Regions from separate parts of the Homo sapiens genome. Here regions 2, 3, 4, 5 and 6 are each linked to region 1. A link is a contact called in ENCODE Hi-C or POLR2A ChIA-PET data. All regions are on one chromosome and are shown on one strand. The core of a region is the stretch at or near the end of the contact, and the rest is flanking DNA. Distances in the headings are between cores, read along the strand shown.

What was found. Hi-C counts contacts between places; a loop is a spot of excess contacts on that map. ChIA-PET counts read pairs that join two places held with the same protein, here RNA polymerase II (POLR2A). Pooled maps may share reads with other maps.
Region 2: a pooled map shows a loop between it and region 1 (7-fold over the local background). The contact joins the enhancer-like site here to the promoter of EDEM1 in region 1. A Hi-C loop is called at or near these places in 3 of 37 single-sample maps with no recorded cell type and 4 of 50 pooled maps.
Region 3: a loop to region 1 is called in a map with no recorded cell type, with 3 times the contacts of the local background. The contact joins the enhancer-like site here to the promoter of EDEM1 in region 1. A Hi-C loop is called at or near these places in 3 of 37 single-sample maps with no recorded cell type and 4 of 50 pooled maps.
Region 4: a pooled map shows a loop between it and region 1 (4-fold over the local background). The contact joins the promoter of OGG1 here to the promoter of EDEM1 in region 1. A Hi-C loop is called at or near these places in 2 of 50 pooled maps.
Region 5: a pooled map shows a loop between it and region 1 (12-fold over the local background). The contact joins the promoter of BRPF1 here to the promoter of EDEM1 in region 1. A Hi-C loop is called at or near these places in 2 of 37 single-sample maps with no recorded cell type and 7 of 50 pooled maps.
Region 6: a loop to region 1 is called in a pooled map, with 19 times the contacts of the local background. The contact joins the promoter of MTMR14 here to the promoter of EDEM1 in region 1. A Hi-C loop is called at or near these places in 1 of 37 single-sample maps with no recorded cell type and 8 of 50 pooled maps. POLR2A ChIA-PET finds 5 or more read pairs at or near these places in 1 of 52 experiments (B cell).

What each region holds. Positions count from the first base shown.
Region 1 is chr3:5,186,066-5,189,316 of GRCh38, reverse strand. It overlaps EDEM1 (ER degradation enhancing alpha-mannosidase like protein 1), which reads right to left and starts at 1,610. Exons shown (of 12, transcript NM_014674.3): 1 at 1,003-1,610. The coding sequence starts at 1,511. RefSeq lists enhancers at 622-671, 3,093-3,152 and silencers at 822-1,111, 1,162-1,331, 1,572-1,981.
Region 2 is chr3:277,263-280,513 of GRCh38, reverse strand. The region is part of intron 2 of CHL1 (cell adhesion molecule L1 like); the gene reads right to left. Among named protein-coding and RNA genes, the nearest start is that of CHL1-AS2, 82 kb to the right of the region's middle. Within about 2 kb of position 1,758, at least 4 of the 41 ENCODE cell types and tissues checked have a DNase peak (open chromatin) inside an H3K27ac peak, as active enhancers do.
Region 3 is chr3:355,373-358,623 of GRCh38, reverse strand. All of the region lies in intron 11 of CHL1 (cell adhesion molecule L1 like), which reads right to left. Among named protein-coding and RNA genes, the nearest start is that of CHL1-AS1, 29 kb to the left of the region's middle. Within about 2 kb of position 1,448, at least 3 of the 41 ENCODE cell types and tissues checked have a DNase peak (open chromatin) inside an H3K27ac peak, as active enhancers do.
Region 4 is chr3:9,748,350-9,751,600 of GRCh38, reverse strand. It overlaps OGG1 (8-oxoguanine DNA glycosylase), which reads right to left and starts at 1,649. Exons shown (of 7, transcript NM_002542.6): 1 at 1,178-1,649; 2 at 409-656. The coding sequence starts at 1,314. RefSeq lists enhancers at 1,876-1,995, 2,026-2,075.
Region 5 is chr3:9,730,054-9,733,304 of GRCh38, reverse strand. BRPF1 (bromodomain and PHD finger containing 1) reads right to left here and starts at 1,570. Exons shown (of 14, transcript NM_001003694.2): 1 at 1,167-1,570. RefSeq lists enhancers at 455-1,014, 1,575-2,134 and silencers at 1,092-1,221, 1,232-1,281, 1,752-2,111.
Region 6 is chr3:9,647,920-9,651,170 of GRCh38, reverse strand. MTMR14 (myotubularin related protein 14) reads right to left here and starts at 1,666. Exons shown (of 19, transcript NM_001077525.3): 1 at 1,429-1,666. The coding sequence starts at 1,587. RefSeq lists silencers at 1,502-1,601, 1,702-1,811 and enhancers at 1,683-1,852, 1,139-2,034, 1,842-2,071.

The DNA.
Region 1 (3,251 bases), core at 361-2,860:
AGGACTGGACTCCACTGCTTTCCTCCAGGTGAAGGAAAATGCTTGCCCCAGACGGTGCCAAGACACTGAGCAAACCAACTCCTCCACTCCCATCCAGGGGAGGGGAGTCAACTATTTGGACTAACAGGGTCTATGGCAATGCACATTCCTTCCCTACAGGTAAGAGGTCCTTAGCTGGGTGTACTGCCCTCTTGGACTTTGATGTCAACAGTGGTGACCCTTGGAGCTCAGCCTTTGCAAACAAGGCTGGTGAACAGGGAAGACTGCCTGACCTTCCCGGACAACCACGCCACCAGAGGCGGGGGATTTATAGACAGATCGTACAGGGCGATGACGTTGACAGTCAATCTGGCATCCAGTGAATTTCACCTCAAGTATCTGGACCCCAAAAGTGGGCCACATAGCTTCCCTCCCCACCACCTAACTATCCTCAGCCTAAGAAGCAGCCCCTGTGAAGGAGAGGCTGTAACCCCGTTCTGCCTCAAACTCAATGGACGGCTTTGGAGAAGTCAACTATAGGCTTTTTACATAGAAAAGACGTGGGTGTGGCAATGTGATAGAGGTGGGGGTGCGAGGTAAAGGCTTGTTCTGAGGCTGCGTTTACACGGGGGGCATGATGGAGATTTCATTTAGAGTTTATGCTCATCCGGAGGAAGGGGTCGGATGGAAGTGGAAAGCCCTCCAAGCCAGCCCTTGGCACTGCCACTGTCCCTTCTGGTCCTGGACCTCAGTATCCTCACGCGTAAGACACTGAGCTGGACAGCAGTTCTGAAGTTTGGAGATTCCGGGAGAATCAGGAGAGGAAGGCCACCGGCCCACCCCGCACCCTCAAGCTCGGGGGTCTTCACAGGGACTCACACGGGACAGGGCGCGGGAGCGCTGCCCGGGACCCTAACGGCCCTGGCGCCCTCGGGGGCCCCGGAGGACAGAGGGCTGCACCCCGGCGCGGAGGGCGGAAGGAAGCGCGTGGGCGCGCGGCCCCGGGCGGCGGGGGCTACTCACGGGTCCCCGCGGTCGGGCCCACGGCCGCGGCAGTGGATGGGGTTGAGCTCGTCCTGGGGGAAGGCGTGAGCCATGTAGTTGTCGTAGCCAAAGACGAACATGCCCCGTGCCAGGTCGCGCATCTGGGCACGCAGCTGCGGAGGGAAGGCGCCGCTGTAGCGCTTCTCGTACTCGTCCGGGCCGCGGCCCCGGCCGCCCAGCACGTAGCCCCAGTTGGCTGGGCCGCACATCCCCGGCCCAGGACGCCGCGGAGCCTTGCGCGGGCTCTGCGCTGCCCCGGTCCCCGGCGGCTGCAGCCACGACGGCCCGGATACCCCCCCAGGCCGGCCCACGGGCCCCGAGGTGGGCGACGCGGGGCCGTCGGGGCTCCTCAGACGCTGGAAGCCGAAGCTGAGCGGAAAGCGCTGGTAGAAGCCCATGCTGGGCCCCAGCCCGAAGACGAGCCACAATACTCCATGGAGGCCAAGCCGGAGGAGCACCAGCCCCAGGACGAGCGCTCGCCATTGCATGGTCGCGCGGGCGCCGCGGGCATTATTTTAAAGCGCGGGGGCCTCCCCGCCGACCACCGCACCCCGCGCTCGCCCCGTAGCCCGGCTCGCTTCCCCTTTAAGGAACTCCCCCGTGACGCACCAGGAACTAGCCCATCGTCCCCAACCCCCAGGCTCTCCGGCGGGCCGGCCAGGCCCCACGGTCGCCCGCCCAGTGGCCCGGGATTGGCCCGGCCTGGGCCCGGCCTCGCGGGGCGCGGCCCAGGACTCCCTCCCACGCAGTAGGCCGCCAGGACGTCCGCGACGCCCCGAGGCCCCGCCCCTCACCCGGGCCCCGCCCCAACTCCCAAGCCCCGCCCCCCTGGGCGGTCCGTAGCCCGATGGGCTGGCGTGGCGAGCAGGAGCCGCGCCGGCCCGCGAGGGAACTTCCAGCCAATGGGAGAGCGGCACGGCAGCGCCCGCCGGACGCTGGACACAGACGTGACCCCAGACCGCCTGGCCTTGGGTGGATCGGGTCTCTGGGCAGAGCGTGTGTCCGGCAGAGCTAGGACCGGAAAAAGCCACTCTAGGTCTAGGTTAGGAGTGATGACAGTTAAAAGATATATAAGGAAAAGAAGGAAAGGATCGTTTCTGTATAAAACGAGCTATTTTTGCATATCGAGCGCATAAGTTTTATAACTTAGGTGTCTGTTTATGGAGAGGGTGGGATACTACCTTTTAGCTCAAGGAGTGCACAAAACGGTATCATGAATTCTGCTCTTTTGATTCAAACACCCAACTTTGAAGAATCGCTCATGGTGCTTGTAAAACACGTATCCCCAGATCCCTCCCTAGACCTATCGAACAACTCCAACGGTCTCGGGAATGTGCGTGTAAGTACTCTTGGACAGTTCTTAGAAACTGGAAGTTTCAGGAAATACAAAGTTATGTTATATTGCTTTTGTCTCGGAAATAGGATTTTTTTAAAAGGGGGGGGCGGGTTGGGGGTGGGAATGAAGGCTCCCACCACCACCAAATTATTTACCAGATATATCTAAACATGTCTTCTCCTGTCCCTCCCATCCTACCATCTCTCCTGTGCACCCGCAATTAGTGACCTAACCTTTGAGGTGTGGGGTAGATTCCCAGTTAAATAACTTTACCCCTCTGTATCTACTTCCTATAATTAAGAAGATTGCAAATGTTAGCTCTAAAGGGCTATGGCTTTCACATAAAGATTCAATGGTTTAGGCGCTTATTTATTTTGCTTGCTGCATTTGGAGTTGGCTGTAAGTTTTGCCCTCCCTAAGTTTAGACCCTATGCCTGTTTCATCAGGGTTTCTGAAAAGCTTGGGAAGCAAGACCTGACTAGACCCCCAAATCTGATATTGGCTGAATGGCCGACCAATGGAGTGCATAAGAAGGTAAGTTGTCATGTGGCACTCTCATCACATTTTCAGGGTAGAGGACTTTCTGAAATACAGAGGAGGTGTAAGGGGAACTAAGAAAACACTTGATTACAGCACATGGTAGCTGGCACATAGGAAGGTCCTTACTGTTGGCTGAGCCTTGTTCTTTCCCAACATTGAGACATCGAGAGCAGCCCAAGCAGCAAAAAGATTACGAAGACAGCTTGAGCCAGGGTCTTTAGACTACACAGCTTCTGCTTTTTCCCCTCTGTGAAGGATGCCTAGGGACTGTGCTGGCAGCCCAGCTCCAGCCCTTGATCCTGAACTTCTGCCTTCCTGGAACTTGCAAACTGAATGTGAATATTCAGTTGCA
Region 2 (3,251 bases), core at 509-3,008, 4.9 Mb after region 1:
CACTTTAATTCTTATCTAAATTATTCAGCACTTTAATTCTTATCTAAGTTATTCAGCACTTTAATTCTTATCTAAATTATTTTGTGGCTCTTCAGTTTGCTGTTATTAATAAAATAATTTGCCACAGATTCTCTTTTCTAGTAAGAAGACTGATGTTCAATTTTCTTGACATACTTTGTTAGAAAATGGTATAGCTACCATCCATGACAGTGCCACAGTCTCCTGAAAATCCCTTGCAAAATCCCTCATTCTTTTAGATACAAAATTTTCATCACTGTTAGGTACACTAAAAAAAAAAAAATGCCTAGACTCTACTAAGAACTTTTTAAATATGAATTTCAGTTTTAAATTTTATTTTTATCCCGACTTAGCAAAGATATTACATGACACTTCACCTGAAGATCCATGCCTCCAAAATACTTATCTTTACACACCTATATTTATTTCTTTTTATTTTCTTTTCAGATAATAGAAACCTGATTTTAGGACAACATAACCATAATCAGCAGTTAAAAAATACTCAGTGTGAAAAAATGATCTACATTTTCCTACAGTGGTTTTATACCCAGGATGAAAAAATAAATGCTTGTCAAGTAAAGGCATTAACACATTTTCAAGTGACTTCTCAAGTGCAATTTTATCCCTTGTCTCAGCATTTCATTTATACAGCATTTATTAATCAAGTCTAAGCAGCCTTTAAGTCCCCAATCCCTACTTCGGATTCCCTTCCAATCACTGCCCACTTCTCTCATTGTCTCTGGTACTATCTTTCCTCCCTCCATTGTTTCAGTTCAGCTTTTTGCTCTGCTCCTTCAATCATTCCAACTATACTATCCTTTGAGAATAGCAGTCATCAATTTCCAAAACCATAGAACAAGGACTAATGTTTATACTTTCAAAGGAGATTCAGTGAATAAAAAAGACCATTTAAGAAATGCCAGGAAAAATTGATTACTCCAGAATTCAAAGCAACCAGTCCAGATTGTGGAAGAACAGCACCATTTGTTCCCTAGACTTGGTAGTGACATAAAGGGAAAAGACTGCTAAATTTATCTTTGTTCTTTGCTGTATATGAATTTTAAAACTCACAGAATCTAAGAAGCATTTACCTTAAGAAGAAGGAAAAAGACTAGCTATAGAAAACAGCTCCCCCCTCGATTAAAATAAATATTTTAAGAAGCTTAAGGCTCTGCAAAAAGATATATAAGAAGATCCAAAATAGAAAAGAAAAGAAAAGAAAAATGATGCAAGAAACCGGATACTTTCTCTATTGAGAAATCATTTGATCAAAAAACTTTTACTATTTCTCTGAGGTAGAAAGCCATATATAAATGCTGGACTATATTCTTTGTCTTTATCCATAAAAATAACTGCTAAATTGCAGTTTTAAGACTTAAAGACTAAATCCCATTAATCTATTTTTCTAAGACACTGAATATCCGGCATCATTCTGAATATTGTTTTTCTGTGGGTCCCTTTTTCGTGCGTCCCCATTAGAATACTAAGATCTGAGCGTGAGAAATATAGAGAGAAGAGAGAGGAAGCTCAAGGTTGCTTGAAACCATTCGAAAGGCAAGGGCAAACTCACATCTGAAACTCATGCTTCCTGGATTTTTCTTCCACAATGTGGCTCACAATAATGTCATTTCTTGCTCTATGTCTAAGTTTGACAGAGTTCAGAAACTAAAACGTTGCTTCCTGTGTGAGATGTGCAGACTGCCATTCAGAAATTCATAAAATACCACCTTTACTGAATAGCAGTGTGTGTACTTCTACAAGGACACTGTCTATTCATTGTGTCCAGTAACCCAAGTCTACCATTATACTTCTTGAAAGGAACAGTAAATTGTTTCCAAATACAATTTATTCTCATCCTTTTTACGGATAAGCAAAAAAAAGCAGCGCATCAAACAGGAAAACAGGTTAATTTTATGCCAGTCATGAAGCCTGGTGACAGGTGCTGCCATATGTTGCAACAAGATCTCTTGGCCATGGTTCATTGCTTTGAGAGGTACTAACGAACGCTTGCAGTAGTGTGTGACATACCACTGGTCCCCTGGGATCGCATGCAAGATCTTGTGACAGGTATGAAATTAACTCATGGCATCATGGTATTTTCCAAACATGACAGCTCCCACATTAGCCGCCACTTAGCGCAATGGGGATTGTGGGGAAATCTGGAACAACTAGTAAATGATTTCAGTGGGATCTCCTATGGGCCACAAGGAAAACCGACCCCAAAGAGAATGTCTGGAAAGGTTAAAATCATAAAAGGCAGTGGTCAAATACACAGACAGCAAGCAAAATAATTCTGTTTTGGATATTCTTGTAATTTTAATTTGCTTCCTGGCCTGATTTCTATAGAGCGGATGAAGAAAGTATTCAGTATTCTATTTTGAAGGGCTCTTTATTTCCTTCTTGAACTGGAACAAAGTTTCAGTCATGAGTTGAGGAAGTACTGGGCAACCACACTTCCTTCCAGCTCACATGCACAAGCTCACAAACACACTCCACATTCCTGCCTAGTAAAATAAAATACAAATACCTAAATGCAAACTACATTTTATGTTTCTGTTAGATGCAGAGATGTAAAATCTGTGAAATGTAGCTGTAAAACTTCTTGTTATGGAAAAGAAAAATGTTAAAAGAGCAAAGCAAAATATTTGCATCATGTAATAAAGGAATGTGTCACTGGCTAACTTTCCTGATTTCTGAGTTGATTCTCTTTCCAATAACAATTCCAAATGTCATGCCAAAGACAGGGAAAGGGGGAAATATGGAAAAGACAAAATAAGCAAATGTAACACTTAGAAATAAAGTCACAAAAATATTTATTTTCCTTGAATTCGCAATATAAAAATGACACGTAAGTTCTGAATGCCCTTTTTTTGCATTTTTTTCCAGTATAAGGTAAGAGAAATAAATCCCAAGTACAGTGAGTATAGTTTAAAACGGAAGCAATTGGTCATTCTGAAAAGGATAAAAGTAACATGGAAATGAATGTGGTAGAGAAGAGAAAGAGAAAATGAAAATATACAAGATTCAATGCTGTGTTCTTCTGCCAGTTGTCAAATTAAGGATTTTAATGTTATGTGTATTTACAGATATAGAATATTATCCTCTGGTTTCACAGTCTGTGCACTAGTTACTCATTCCTGGCTCTTTATTTTGCTTTTTTAAATATAAACTTCCTTAAGAATGCCTTTATGGTTCCAGGATGTGGCTACTATTATATAATTCTAGCACTGAGA
Region 3 (3,251 bases), core at 199-2,698, 4.8 Mb after region 1:
GAAAATCCAGCCAGTAAATACTTATTGGAATGACTTAAAATGTTAGGTTGGGTAACCTTTATTCCTGAAAGGCCCCTGTAAGTAGGCAAAACAATAGCCCCTGAAAGATGTACACGTTCTAAGTCCCAGAATGTATGACTTTGTTACTTTACATGGAAAAAAGGGACTTGCAGATGTGATTAAGATTAAGGACATTGAGGTAGGAAAATTATTTCCTACATCTGGATGACCCAAGTGGGCTCAATGTAATCACAAAGCTCCTGAAAATCAGAAGGCCCTCCTTGGCTATGGTCAGAGGGAAATGTGACCATGGAAGGATGGTCAGAGAGATGCAGTGTAGCTGGCTTTCAAAATGGCGGAAGGGAGCCAGGAATGTGGGCAGCCTGGAAAAGCTGGAAAAGGCAAACGAAGGAATGCTCTCCAAGCACTTCCAGGACATGGCACTGCTGACATTTTGATTTTAGCCAAGACTCGTGTTGGACTTTTACAGAAATGTAAAATAGTGTACATGCACTATTTTAAGACACTAAGTTTATGGTAATTTAATTTGTTACAGCAATGTTAGAAAACTAATACAATCCTGTTGAACAATTTATCACTTATTTCTTGCAAATTAGCAAGATGAGTAGCTCTTCCAAGTTTTTAAAGGCTAAACTCTTTAGGAATGCTGCAAAGCACTGAGTCTCTAATCCCACTCTTCACTTCCACACCCCACTCAGGGTCCTAAGACTTTCAGAGTTAACGCCATCCTCCCATTTAGTTCTCCTTATCCCGTCTGATCCATGCATGGCTCTGAATTAACACTGCATTACAAAAGTAAGAAATTAGACTATATAAATGATACTTTATTTAAGTAATTAAACATTGCTTAAATCTGCCTGTTGGCATGGGTATGGAAATTGTTGTGTATTGACAAAGGCTAACAGAAGCTCCCAGGATTCAAGAAGGCCAAGTCTTTATAAAACACACTAGTCCTGACATACTTCAGAAATTCTTTCTCAGTTTTGTCTTTGGTCAACCCTGTGAGAAATCATGCAATAAAATGGACGAAACTTCAGCTCTGGAGTTAATCCTTCCTGGGTTTAGTTCCTGGTTTTAAATGTACCTGGGTTGCATTCTCCAGTAAGTAATGTAACCTCTCTGAGTCTCAGTTGCCAATGGAGAATAATAGAATCTATTTTTCAAGCTGCTACGAGGTTCAGAAATATCATATGCAAAGCATGTGAAAAGGGTTAGTCCGATAATCAATAATAGCAATCATTTTGATTTAATTTTGAAATAACATGGGGAAAGGATATATAACCTCTAAAACTAAAATAAGCTTAAAGAGGTTTCAAATCCTCTAGCCAACACTCTGTCATCAAATATCCCAGCCTATAAAAGTTTACGACCTGTTTGCAGGGCAACAAGTAGAGCCAGGGCCAAAAGCTGTGAACAGAACACCGAGCTTGGATTCCAGCCACCTGGCTTTGGTTTGAAGTCTACCATTATTCAGCTGTGTGGTCTCGCATAAGTTTATTTTCAGCCTTGACCTCCTCATCCATTAACAAACCTATTGGCTCAATTTCAAAATAAATCCAGAAGCCAACCATGACTGCCACCAATCTAGCCCTGAGCGCAGAGCCTCTCAGATGGCCTCCTACCTAGTATCAATCACACAGTCCATTCTCCATTCAAAGGCCAGGAAAATACCTTGTAAAAATGTAAATTAGATTGTGTCACTCTTCTGCTTAAAATTCTCCAAGAGCTGCCTAGTGTATTCTCAAAATCCCAAGGCCCTACTTCGATGTTCATCTTTACCTGAGCTCTGGCCCCTTCCCCTGCTGGCGGATCTGGTGGCCTAGGGCTGCCCCTTGCACTCCCTCAGCTTCAGTCACACTCACCTCTTTTCTCCTCCTCAACACACCTCTCCACTGAGACAGCACTTTCCCTGCTATTTAGGTGGCTGACTTCCTCACTTCCTTCCCATCTCCACTCAAAGGTAAATTACCACAGGGGTCTTACTATTATGATCTTAAGATTGCAACTCTGGGTCCTGAACCTCTTTCAGGCACTGCCCTTACCCAGCTATTTTCTGCTTTATCACACCATAGCACACACTCATGTGTTATTTGTCTAATGGCAGGAGAGCAAGGATTCCATCCATTTTATTCACTGTTGTATATCTCAAGCATGAAGTCCAGTGCCGGGAACATAGAAAGTACCCCATAAATATTATTGAATGAACGAATCAGTTAAATATGAATAATAGCACCTCCTTTATAAAGTTCTTTTGAGGATTCTAAGTAATTTGTGAATGTCTTTTGTAAACAGCCAAATACCATCCAAATATAATATTTTATGATTTTGTGTTCCGGAGAATCTGCGTTCCTTACTTTTGTAACCTGAACATTCATTATAAACAAAAGTTGCTTTCATTTCCCTTCGTCTACCCAAAACCTCATTATTATTTTTCATTTTTTATTCTGTTCCCTAAAGAGATGAAGAGAAAAATCCCAAATCTGAAGATAGTTAATAATGAGGACTAAGGTTTCCTGAGTGTCTGTTATGGGAAAACAATACCAACCAACCATACCTTACGGGGGGCTGTTTTTGTGGCAGTCCCCGTGCTAAGCATTCTCTGCATGATGTTTCCTTTAATCCACAAAACAACCCCGTGAGTCAGTGTTATTTTTATCCCAATTTACTGATGAAGAAATGGGTTTGAAGAGGGTCAGTGATACTCCCCGTCACGCAGCTAGTAAGTGGTAGAGTCAGTATGCAAACCCAGGCAGTCTGGCTCCAGAGTTTATAAACCATCACAGTGCTCTACAGATGAATCACTGCCCTAGGCAGCTGGCCACATTTTTTTTCATTCAAGCACAACCAACCGCCACTATCTCCATTTTGCAGTTTAAAAAACGTAAGCTTGGGGAGATTCAGAAAACACCTCAAGATGAAACAGCTGGCAAGGTGCACATCCTAGACGGGACCCGAGGTCTGTTATCCACCAAGTGGCTCACCCTTGACTTGTGCAGGCCCCAGAGCAAAAGGACAAATGGAAGCCACTATCGTACCTGCTCTTAATTAAGCAATTGACACGTAAAAATATGTTCTATCCTTCTTCCTGAACAAGGACATCCAAAATAATCTGAGCTCTAGGTTCCAGTGGAAGATTTGGGGACTCCTTGGAGCTCTATGCTGAGCATGGTGAAATGGGGAGAGTTGGCCCTCAGTGCTGGGCCATTCCTGTCTTTCCCCGCCCAGCCCAT
Region 4 (3,251 bases), core at 400-2,899, 4.6 Mb before region 1:
GTGAGGGCTGAGTTACCATCCCATTCCACAGATAAAGAGGCCACAATGTAAGCTCCATGAGGACTGGCATTTGGGTCTGTTTTGTTCACTGGTGTATCCCCGGTCACACAGCAGATGCTTTGTATATATTTACAGAATGAATGAAATCACTTGCCCTAGGTCACACAACCAGGAATGGGCTCAAAATCCTTGTCACTTCACTATGGTGATTAGCAGGATAATAATAATGGTAATAATACTTACTATGTGCCTGGCATTATTCTAAGCACTTTACATGTATTAGTTCCTTAAATCCTCATAAAAGCCTATGAAGTAGATATAATCCCCATTTTACAGGTGGCAAAACTGAGTCATAGAGAAGTGACTTATGTCCAAGAACCCTAACCCCAGCCCAGGTCCTGTACTCACCTTGGAATTTCTGAGCCACCTCTTGGAAGTGGGAGTCCACGGAACCCCAGTGGTGATACAGTTGAGCCAGGGTAACATCTAGCTGGAAGTACTTGCGCACGGCCTCCAGCTCGTCTGGTGTGGGCCTGCTAGCCTGGCTCTTGTCTCCTCGGTACACAGTGCAGTGGAGCTGCTCCTCAGTCTGAGTCAGTGTCCATACTTGATCCGCTAGTACACCACTCCAGTGTGCAGGACTTTGCTCCCTCCACCTGAGCCCAAGGCACATGACAACCCTGGCACTCAATTTCCTTTCTTGCACCCTTTGGGGTCCCTCCTATCCTACAATAGCTCCATGTACGAAACTAATACAAGTAACAGTGCTATCTTCCAGTCTGAGCAACATGGCGAAACCTCACCTCTACAAAAAATACAAAAATTTAACCGGGCATGGCGCACACCTGTAGTCCCAGCTACTCGGGAGGCTGCGCCCGGGGGGTCGAGGCTGGAATGGGCCTCTCTGCATTCCTACCTGGGCAACAGAGCGAGACCCTGTCTCAAAAAAAGAAAAACAAGTGCTATTATCTTCTGCATCGGTTATACCGCTGGATCCTTACAATTATCACTGTACAGACATATTAAAGGTAACAGGTTGGCTACCCGTGCTTGTTTCCTCTTTTGTACCCCGGGTTTCTTCCATCATCCCCCAAATTCCTTTGTACCCCATGCCAGGCAGTGTTGAGGCGGCAGGAGCCAGTCCGAGGGGACAGGCTTCTCAGGCTCAGTCACTCACCGGAAAGATTGTCCAGAAGGCAGAACCAGGTCCAGGCGCAGCTCAGAGCGAGGGCACGGGATGGAGGCCCACAGGGCAGGAGTGGAGGCTAGAGTACGATGCCCCATGCGCCTGGGCAGAAGCGCGCGGGCAGGCATTTCCACAGCAGGCACCGCCCCGTAGTAGCCCCGCCTACCCAGAACCAGGCCTCGTCGACGCCCAAAGACCCCGCCCAGACAAGGACCACGACCCTTAAGGCCTCGCCCACACGGTGCTGTTTAACAACCTTCCCTGTTTCACTTAATTCCTCCACCTCCTGCATGCCTCGCCCTTTGCGGGTCATCAAAGCCCCGCTTCGTGCCCCAATTCTCCGGCTTTCCTGAGGTGTAGGTCCCGCCCCCTCCTTGCGACTTATCTTCTCCCGCCCCCAGAGCCTGTGGGCGCGCACAGCTGTGTTCTTCTGGGTTCTCCAGGGGCAGACCACAGCACCACCGGAAGTAGGGCTCAACCACCGCTCATTTCACCTAGAGGTAGCCAATCCGAGGAGGAGGTAGGAGGCGCCAATGAGAAATCAGGGTGGGCGGGCCGTTCTGAGGCGCTCGCGCGGTTGGCCGGCACTGGGCTCTCTGCCAGCTGCTCGCCTTTCCCCCTCCGGGATTGTCTGCACTCGGGGCGCTAACGAGTTCCATCTGGGCGCCCCGCGGTTCCTCAGGGCTGTCCGTCTTCAGAGCCACGTCCTTCCCCAGCCCGTTCTCCGAGAGCCGTTCTCCCCCGAGCCTTTGCAGTCTTAGGCGTTCGCCCTCCTTGGGCCGCCTCCCACGAACCCTGTCTTCACCAAGAACCGGAGCGAACACAGCTCCGGCCCCAGAGCCCTCGGGAAGTGTCTCCAGAGTATTATTCTCTTCTGCGCCCGCCCGCTAAGCTTGTCCCATTCAAGGCCTTTAGGCGTCCTCTGAGACCTCAGGACATCAGAGGCCTCTCCTCGGATTGTCGTCCCGCCGGCCGCCACAGCTGCTGCCTGCCGTCTTGGGCATTTCTTCCATACTCCATCTGCTCATGCTTTCCTCGGAATGGGACGTTTGCCGGGGGTTTGTCTGGGGCTGGGCCCAGAAGCCCATCAGGTTGAGTCCAAGTCCCAGTGTGTGGCCCTGAGGCAGCCTGCCTTCTAGTCGCCTGGAGTAGGAGGATGGATTATTTAATTTCTTCCCTTCTGGAGGATGGCATGAAAAAGCAGGGAGCTAGGAGACATGACCTTTATCTGGGCCATTCTCACCTTTTAGCATAGGGATTTGGGGTTGCTGTATCTTAACTATCAGGCTGCAAGTTTTTTTTCTTTGAGACGGAGTCTCACTCTGTCGCCTAGGCTGGAGTGTGATGGCGCGATCTCGGCTCACTGCAAGCTCCGCCTCCCGGGTTCAAGCGATTCTCCTGCCTCAGCCTCCCGAGTAGCTGGGACTACAGGTGCGCGCCACCACGCCCAGCTAATTTTTGTATTTTTAGTAGAGATGGGGTTTCACCATGTTGGCTAGCATGGTCTCGATCTCTTGACCTCGTGATCCAGCCGCCTCGGCCTCTTAAAGTGTTGGGATTACAGGCGTGAGCCACCGCACCCCGCCCAGACTGCAAATTCTTGAAGAGCAACATCTGCAGCGGATTGACCCTTGTGTCCCAGCCAGAGACCTAGCGGAGTGTACCGTCAGCATGGAATCAACATCAGACCAGTGCCATCATTGTCTCAGTGCCAGTCCTCAGTGGCTGCAAGGCCTGGGCCGCCCCTTCTTCCTGTGACTGTTCCTATCTGTAGGCATGCCATCCCACAGGCGCCTAGCACTTGGAAGGCATTCCTTCAATAAATGTCGGTGGAGTCTGGAAAGAAGGTGCTGAGGTTGGGGGTGAGCAAAGAGCAACCGTCTCCATCCCAGCTCTGTCTCCGGTTAAGCAGTGGGGAAGGTCTCAGCTGTATTGATGCTGAAACACTTGGGCCATGCCACTGGCAAAGGACTTGAGGCCTCTAAGGGCCAAGTAGGAATCGATAGTTGACTCTTCCCCTGGCAGTTCAGCATACTGGTTGAAGAGCCAGGTTTGCAAACAGACC
Region 5 (3,251 bases), core at 321-2,820, 4.5 Mb before region 1:
AGAAAGCTGAATGGGTGGGTGGCTAATGCTTTAGCGTTGGACTCCTGCAGAAATCACTGGATCACAGAAAGAATTCATTTACTTTTGAGGTCTTTATGGGGAGCCTGGCCCTGGTACTGGGTAGGAGATGTACTGTGAAACAAAGTGAAAACTGAGGTCATTTAGTCAGTGACAGCAGCTTGTATTACATTTGAGCTGTTCACCCACTCACACATCAACTGAGTGACTACCAAGTGCCAGGCCCTAAGGGTACAAACACGAACGCGACAATCTAGGCATGCTCAGCTCCATGCTGGTCCGCAGGGGCCCTCCCTCCCCGCTCCCCAACATTCCTGGGTGAGTGTAGACAGCAGATGGCACCAGGCCTCAGGAAGCCCAGCTTGGTCAGAGACTGCCCCAATTTCTCTCGGCCTAGTTGAGTTCAACCATTCAGCTAGGGGCTTGGCACCATCCCAGCCAGGCAGGGCTATCATGAGCTCCCTGACAAAATAACCCCTCTTGGCCTCTCCACCTGTGCCTTAACCAGGCAAGTGGGCTGCTCCAGCTCCACTGTCAACGGCTCCTGATTTTCACATCAGTAACGCTACACGTCCAACTGCAACTCTTCTATTTCCTACCTGCGGCTGTGTCTTTAAACATAAACCAACCGAAGCACAAACAAGCTCTCCTCTTTCCAAGCTGGGTCCCGGGTGAATGGTTCCCAAAGTAGCACAGCGAATCAGCAATCTCCCCTTGGAACCCGGCAGCAGAGGCACAGGCGAGGGAGACGAGAACTTAGACCAGAAAGCCCGTGGGGAGGGCCCAAGGAGAATGGCGGCTGCATCTGCCCCTGAAGCTCAGGGGGCTGGAGGAAGTAAGGGGCGGGGGCCGGAGGGATAGGGCTGGGCCCCGGCAGTGCCCGCAGCCCACTCTCCGGATGCGGCGGCGTTTCCCCTTTGTGGAAGTGTAACAAGTGAAACAAGGCTCCCCGCCTGCCACTAGCCCGGGCAGCCCCGAAAGATACACTGTTGCCCCAGGATGCCTGCTGGGAAGCAATGCACTGTCAGTTCTCCCAACTGGAGTTGCCAGAGAGGTTCCCGGGCCACGCGGCTCAGTGCGCGTCCCACGAACGTAGCCTACCCCTTCCCTGCCGGCCACTCCCGCCCTGGTCCCAGGCCCGCACTCACCGGCCACCTCGAGTCCGGGCTCATCGCCGGGGGCGCCCGCCGGGGCTCCGACCCCACTTGGGGAGGTCGGCGGGGAAAGTCGGGCCGGGAAGGGGGAGCCCCAACTCCGGAGACCGTAGACCTCGCCACCCCGGCCCCCTGCCGCCCCACGCTTTGGTCCCGGCTCCCCGGGATTCCTGAGCTGACCCCTGCCGCTCCTGGTCCCGCCGGCGCCCTGGGGTCTCAACTCCGTCGGCCGCCGCCCGTTTCGCGAGCCCCCAAGATGCCCGGTCTCGGGACCGGGCGCTGCTGGAACAATGGAGGCTCCCAGAGGCAGCGCGAGGACAGCGGCGGCGGAGACCGTGGCGGCAAAGGCTGTGGCAGCGGCGGCGGCAGCAGCGGCGGCGACGGCGTCTGCGCAGGGTAAACGTGGCGCCGCGGCGCTACTGAGCTGCACTTTCGCCACGGATCCCCGCCCGCCCGCTGAGGCTCGAAAGACCGTGCTCCGGGATTCAGAAAGGACCCTGGACACCCCACAGGGCTTCTCTAGCTCTCCCATCTTAGAGTGGAGTTTCTGGAGACTGAAGTCACCGTACTCGGGATCTGGGGTCGTCGGGCGGTTTGTGGCGAATCTGCAACCACGGACGGTGAGCGCGGGGCTGGGCGTGAGGAGCCCGCCCTTCTCCCCTCCCCCTCTGCCTCCTCCCTATCCGCTCCCTGCCTCCTGCTGGCGCCGCGGCTGCGGGAGGGACCTGGCCTTGGTCTCGGAGGAAGGCGGTGAGGCGGGGCCAGAGTCACGGGGCGGGGCTGGGGGCAGGGCCGGGAGCAAGAGGGATGCGGGCTGGAGCCTAAGGGACCGGTAGTTATGGGTAGGACCGGGGCGGGGCTGGAGACTAGACCGGTCTGTGGGGCGGGGCTTGTGGGAGGGGGCGGGGCTACCGCACAGCGGGGGCCTGTTAGAATAGCGGGGTAAAAAGTGGGGCTAAACAGAAGAAGAGTACTCGCGAGAGAAAGGGCGGAGCTTTGGATGAGCCTGGAAAGTGGAGCTGGACTAGAAATAAAGAACAAAGTTGGAAAAAGCGATGCGACGCTGAAGGGAGCAGGCGGGGCTTGGTAAGGCAGGGGCGGAGCTGTGGGGAAAGGGCAGGACCGATTAGGGATAACGGGGCGTGACTGAAGGAAAGGGAAGAAACTTGGGAAAAGTAAAGGAGAGGTGCTAGAGAAAAGGTATGGGTCTGAGAGAAGGGGCTGGTTTGGGGCCGGTGGGTGTGAAAGGGCTTGTCTGGTAAAGCGGTGGGAAATCTGTGGGTTGGCAGGGATGTGCTGCGGGTTGCTGATTGGAACATGGTGCCAAAACAGCTGATTTAATGTGAGTGGGTCACCTCCTAGCAATGTGAACGTGGGCAAGTTCAGTTCTTTAAGTTCCTTATTTGTAAAACAGAGCTCGAAAACTCTGTTGTTAGTTCTTGAGGGTTTCAGAGAACTTGCATGGCAGGGGGAGACATCCTTAAACAATACTTCTCCAGTTTTGTCATCAAAGAGGAGCGTGAAAGGTCTTCCAGGGTTCTGGGACAAAGCCCAAAGCATCTGAAAGCTTCTATCTTCTTAATGCAAACTTTGCATTTGACCCAATAAAATGTATGTTTTCTAAAAACCATCCCAATAAAATCGACATGCCAGGAAGAGGTTTGCTGATTAAGATCTTGGGATCTGAAGTCAAACTGATGAATTATCTTAAATGACTCATCTTCTCAGAGCCTCAGTTTCCTTATGGGTAAAGTGGGAATAATATATAGTACCTGTTCTCAGAGTTGTTGTGAGAATTAAATGAGATGATGCTTGTAAATCACCTAGCACACGGTTTGACATGTAGTGAATGTTCAAAGAAAATATTAGCTGTTATTATCCTTATTAAAATAATTCAGAATAGATGGATCAAAGCAGAGTTATACTAAGTTATCTCCTTTAGTGGTCAGGAATTCGTTTGAGAATCTGCTGAGAACTATGGGTCGTGTGTAGGATTCGGATTTTATGGAAAAAAGAAAAAAAACAACTATGGGCCTCTCTCCTGAGGAAAAACATACAAAGTTTCACTTATTAAGGTCT
Region 6 (3,251 bases), core at 417-2,916, 4.5 Mb before region 1:
ATGGTTGCACCACTGCAATCCAGCCTGGGCAGCAGAGCGAGACCCTGTCTCAACACAAAAAACAAAAACAAACAAACAAAAAAGCCAGGCGCGGTGGCTCACGCCTGTATCCCAGCACTTTGGGAGGCTGAGGTAGGCGGATCACCTGAGCTCAGGAGTTCAAGACCAGCCTGGCCAACCTGGGGAAACTCCATCTCTACTAAAAACTACAATAATTAGCTGGGCGTGGTGGTGGGGTCCTGTAATCCCAGCTACTTGGGAAGTTGAGGCAGGGAGAATTGCTTGAACTGGGGAGGCGGAGGATGCAGTAAGCTGAGATTGCGCCACTGCACTCCAGCCTAGGCGACAAAGCGAGACTCCTTCTCAAAAGAAAAAAAAAAAAAAAGCAAATTCCAGGATCCCACCCCCAGAAATTCTGACTTGGTAGGACTGGGTGGGACTAAGGAATCTCTGTTTTCACAAAGTATCCCATAAGCACAAATTTTAAAAGTACCCCAGATGATCATTAAACAGGTGGTCCCCAGACTATACTTGGAAAAATTACTTGGCCATTTGGAGAGTGAGGAAGTCCAATCCTTACTGAAGTCTTCCCTGGGTTACTTCAGAGACTACAAGATGCCAACTACAGAATAGCAACTCACGGTAATCTCTGAGGTCAAATCAGAGTTCTGTGGTGCAGGATGGAACAGAATTCCACTGGAAAACTTGGTGCTAAAGCTGCCAAAACCACGTGGGGGAATGAGATGGCAGGGTCGGCAAGATTCCCACCGCACTGCCAGCCAGTGCTTAGGGTGGGGATGGCCTGAGCTGACAGGAAGCCCTCCAGGTCTGGCGATAAGACGACTGGGTGGAAATCCCAAAGGGAGCAAAAAGAGGAACGGAGACCTGCTTTAGATAAAGGAACTGAAAGGGAGTGTGGGTTGTCTTCCTGCTCTATAGGGGAAGGAAAGGGATGGGCCTAAGTCATGCTGAGACCTTATAAGGGGGCAGCACACTGGGTTCACCTCCTGGCTCCATTCTGACCTCTGACCCCGAGGAATCGTCTCCCTATTTTTCTTAGCTTTTTCTTGGGGCTTTTTCCCTGACACAACTCATCCTACGGCACCTGAAGCAGGGAATAGACCTTCCTTAGGTCCTCCTCTCTGATCTTTGAACCTGGCCCCTCAGCTTGATCTCTCACCTCCAGACCCCTTCTCAAACAAGAAGGACCTCTTTGCTGGGCTCATTCTGACCCCAGTTCCTCCTTTTATGGTTGTCAAGACCGACTCTTATACTCCGGATACAGACCCTGGAGAACTCCTCTCTCTCTCTCCTCTTCCTCAGCGGCGAGGTACCACTCCTACCTTTTTCTGACCCCTGGCCTCAGCCTTTCCTCTGTAACTTCCCAAGTTAGGAGCCTTCCCCAGCTCATCGCACCTCCAATCTCACCTTAGAGCCGCCGGTCCCGCTGCCATCCTTGGCCCGGTACTGAGTCCGGGAGAACTCCTCCAGCAGCTCCCCAAGCCCCAGCTCCTGAGGCGGCTGGTTGCCTGAAGAGGCCGAGGACCCCGCCGAGGCAGCGGCGGCGGCGGCCCGAGCGCCGGCCATGGCCCAGCCCCGCGTCCCCTCAGTGTGCCTCAAGCGGGCCCATGGCACCTGCCTGCACCCAACTCCGACACTAGAACCTCCGGAACCGCCTCAGCCACCGCCTTCTACTTCCACTTCCACTTCCGGCCCCGCCCCGTCCCGCCGGATGTTTACTCCGACTCTGGCCAATCGGAGCTCTGGACCCGCGCCCCGCCTACGATTACTGGCCCGCCCCCGGCGCAGAGCGATCCTTCTATCCACCAGGGAGGCCACTGGCTGATACCGCGTGATCCGCCCCAAGGGGTTTCCCCCGGGGAAGCCGGGCTCAACCATTGGGCTGCCGGGGGAGGGGGGTAGCAGGAAGGAACCATTGAAAAGAACCAGAGGAAAAGTGGAATCAACAATTACAGGGAAGCCGAGCGTGGTGGCTCACACCTGTCATCCCAGCACTTTGGGGGGCCGAGGCGGGCGGATCACTTGAGGCCAAGAGTTCGAGACCAGGCTGCCAAAATGGTGAAACCGCATCTCTACTAAAAATAAAAAAATTAGCCGGGCATGGTGACACCCACCTGTAATCCCAACTACTTGGGAGGCTGAGGCAGGAGAATCGCTTGAACCCATGAGGCTGAGGTTGCAATGAGCCGAAATCGAACCACTACACTCCAGCCTGGGTGACAGAGCAATACTCTGTCTTAAGAAAAAAAAAAAATTACAGGGCGAGGAGGAGAGAACGCTTGGAGGCAACAAATTAGTACTAGAAACCATAATGGCAGTGGTTACCAATATTAAAACATTTCAGCCGGCCGCGGTGTCTCACGCCTGTAATCCCAGCACTTTGGTAGGCCGAGGCAGGCGGATTATGAAGTGAGGCATTCGAGACCAGCCTGATCAACGCAGTGAAACCCCGTCTCTACTAAAAATACAAAAATTAGCCGCGCGTGGTGGCAGGTGCCTGTAATCCCAGCTACTCGGGAGGCTGAGGCAGGAGAATTGCTTGAACCCGGGAGGCGGAGAGTGAGCCGAGATCGCGCCACTGCACTCCAGCCTGGGTGACAGAATGAGACTCCGTCTCTAAAACAAAAACAAAAACACAACATTTCATAAAACCCTTTCTCCCCCTGCTGCTCACAACATCCCTGTGAGTACAGTGCATTATATCATCAGCCCTATTTTATTGAGGTAGAAACTGGGAGTCAGGGAGGTGAAGCGACTGCCTTGAAATTCTGTGATGAGAAGCCTCTCATTATTATTATTATTAGAATATTTCAGACATTCGCAAAAGTGGAGACAATAGTATAATGAACCCTCATGTACCCATTAACTGGTTTTGAACAATAATCAACATCTGCTTATCTATCCTGTTTAAGCAGTCCCTTCCCATCCAGGGAATTATTTTAAAGCAAATCCCAGACATCACATTATTTCAGCTGTGAATACTTAAGCATTTATCACAACAGATTTGTACTTCAAAAAAAAAATACATAAAAAATATAAGGCTATTAACATGCCTAAGAAAATTAACAATATTCCTTAATGTGGTCTAATACCCAGTCTGAATGAAAGTAATTCGTTTTTGTTAAACTTTTAATAGAAGTATGATATGTACACCAGCGCCCCGGAACCCTCCTCCTGACCACTTTCAGTCACTACCCACTCACCAACAACCACCCACCACCCTGCCCCCC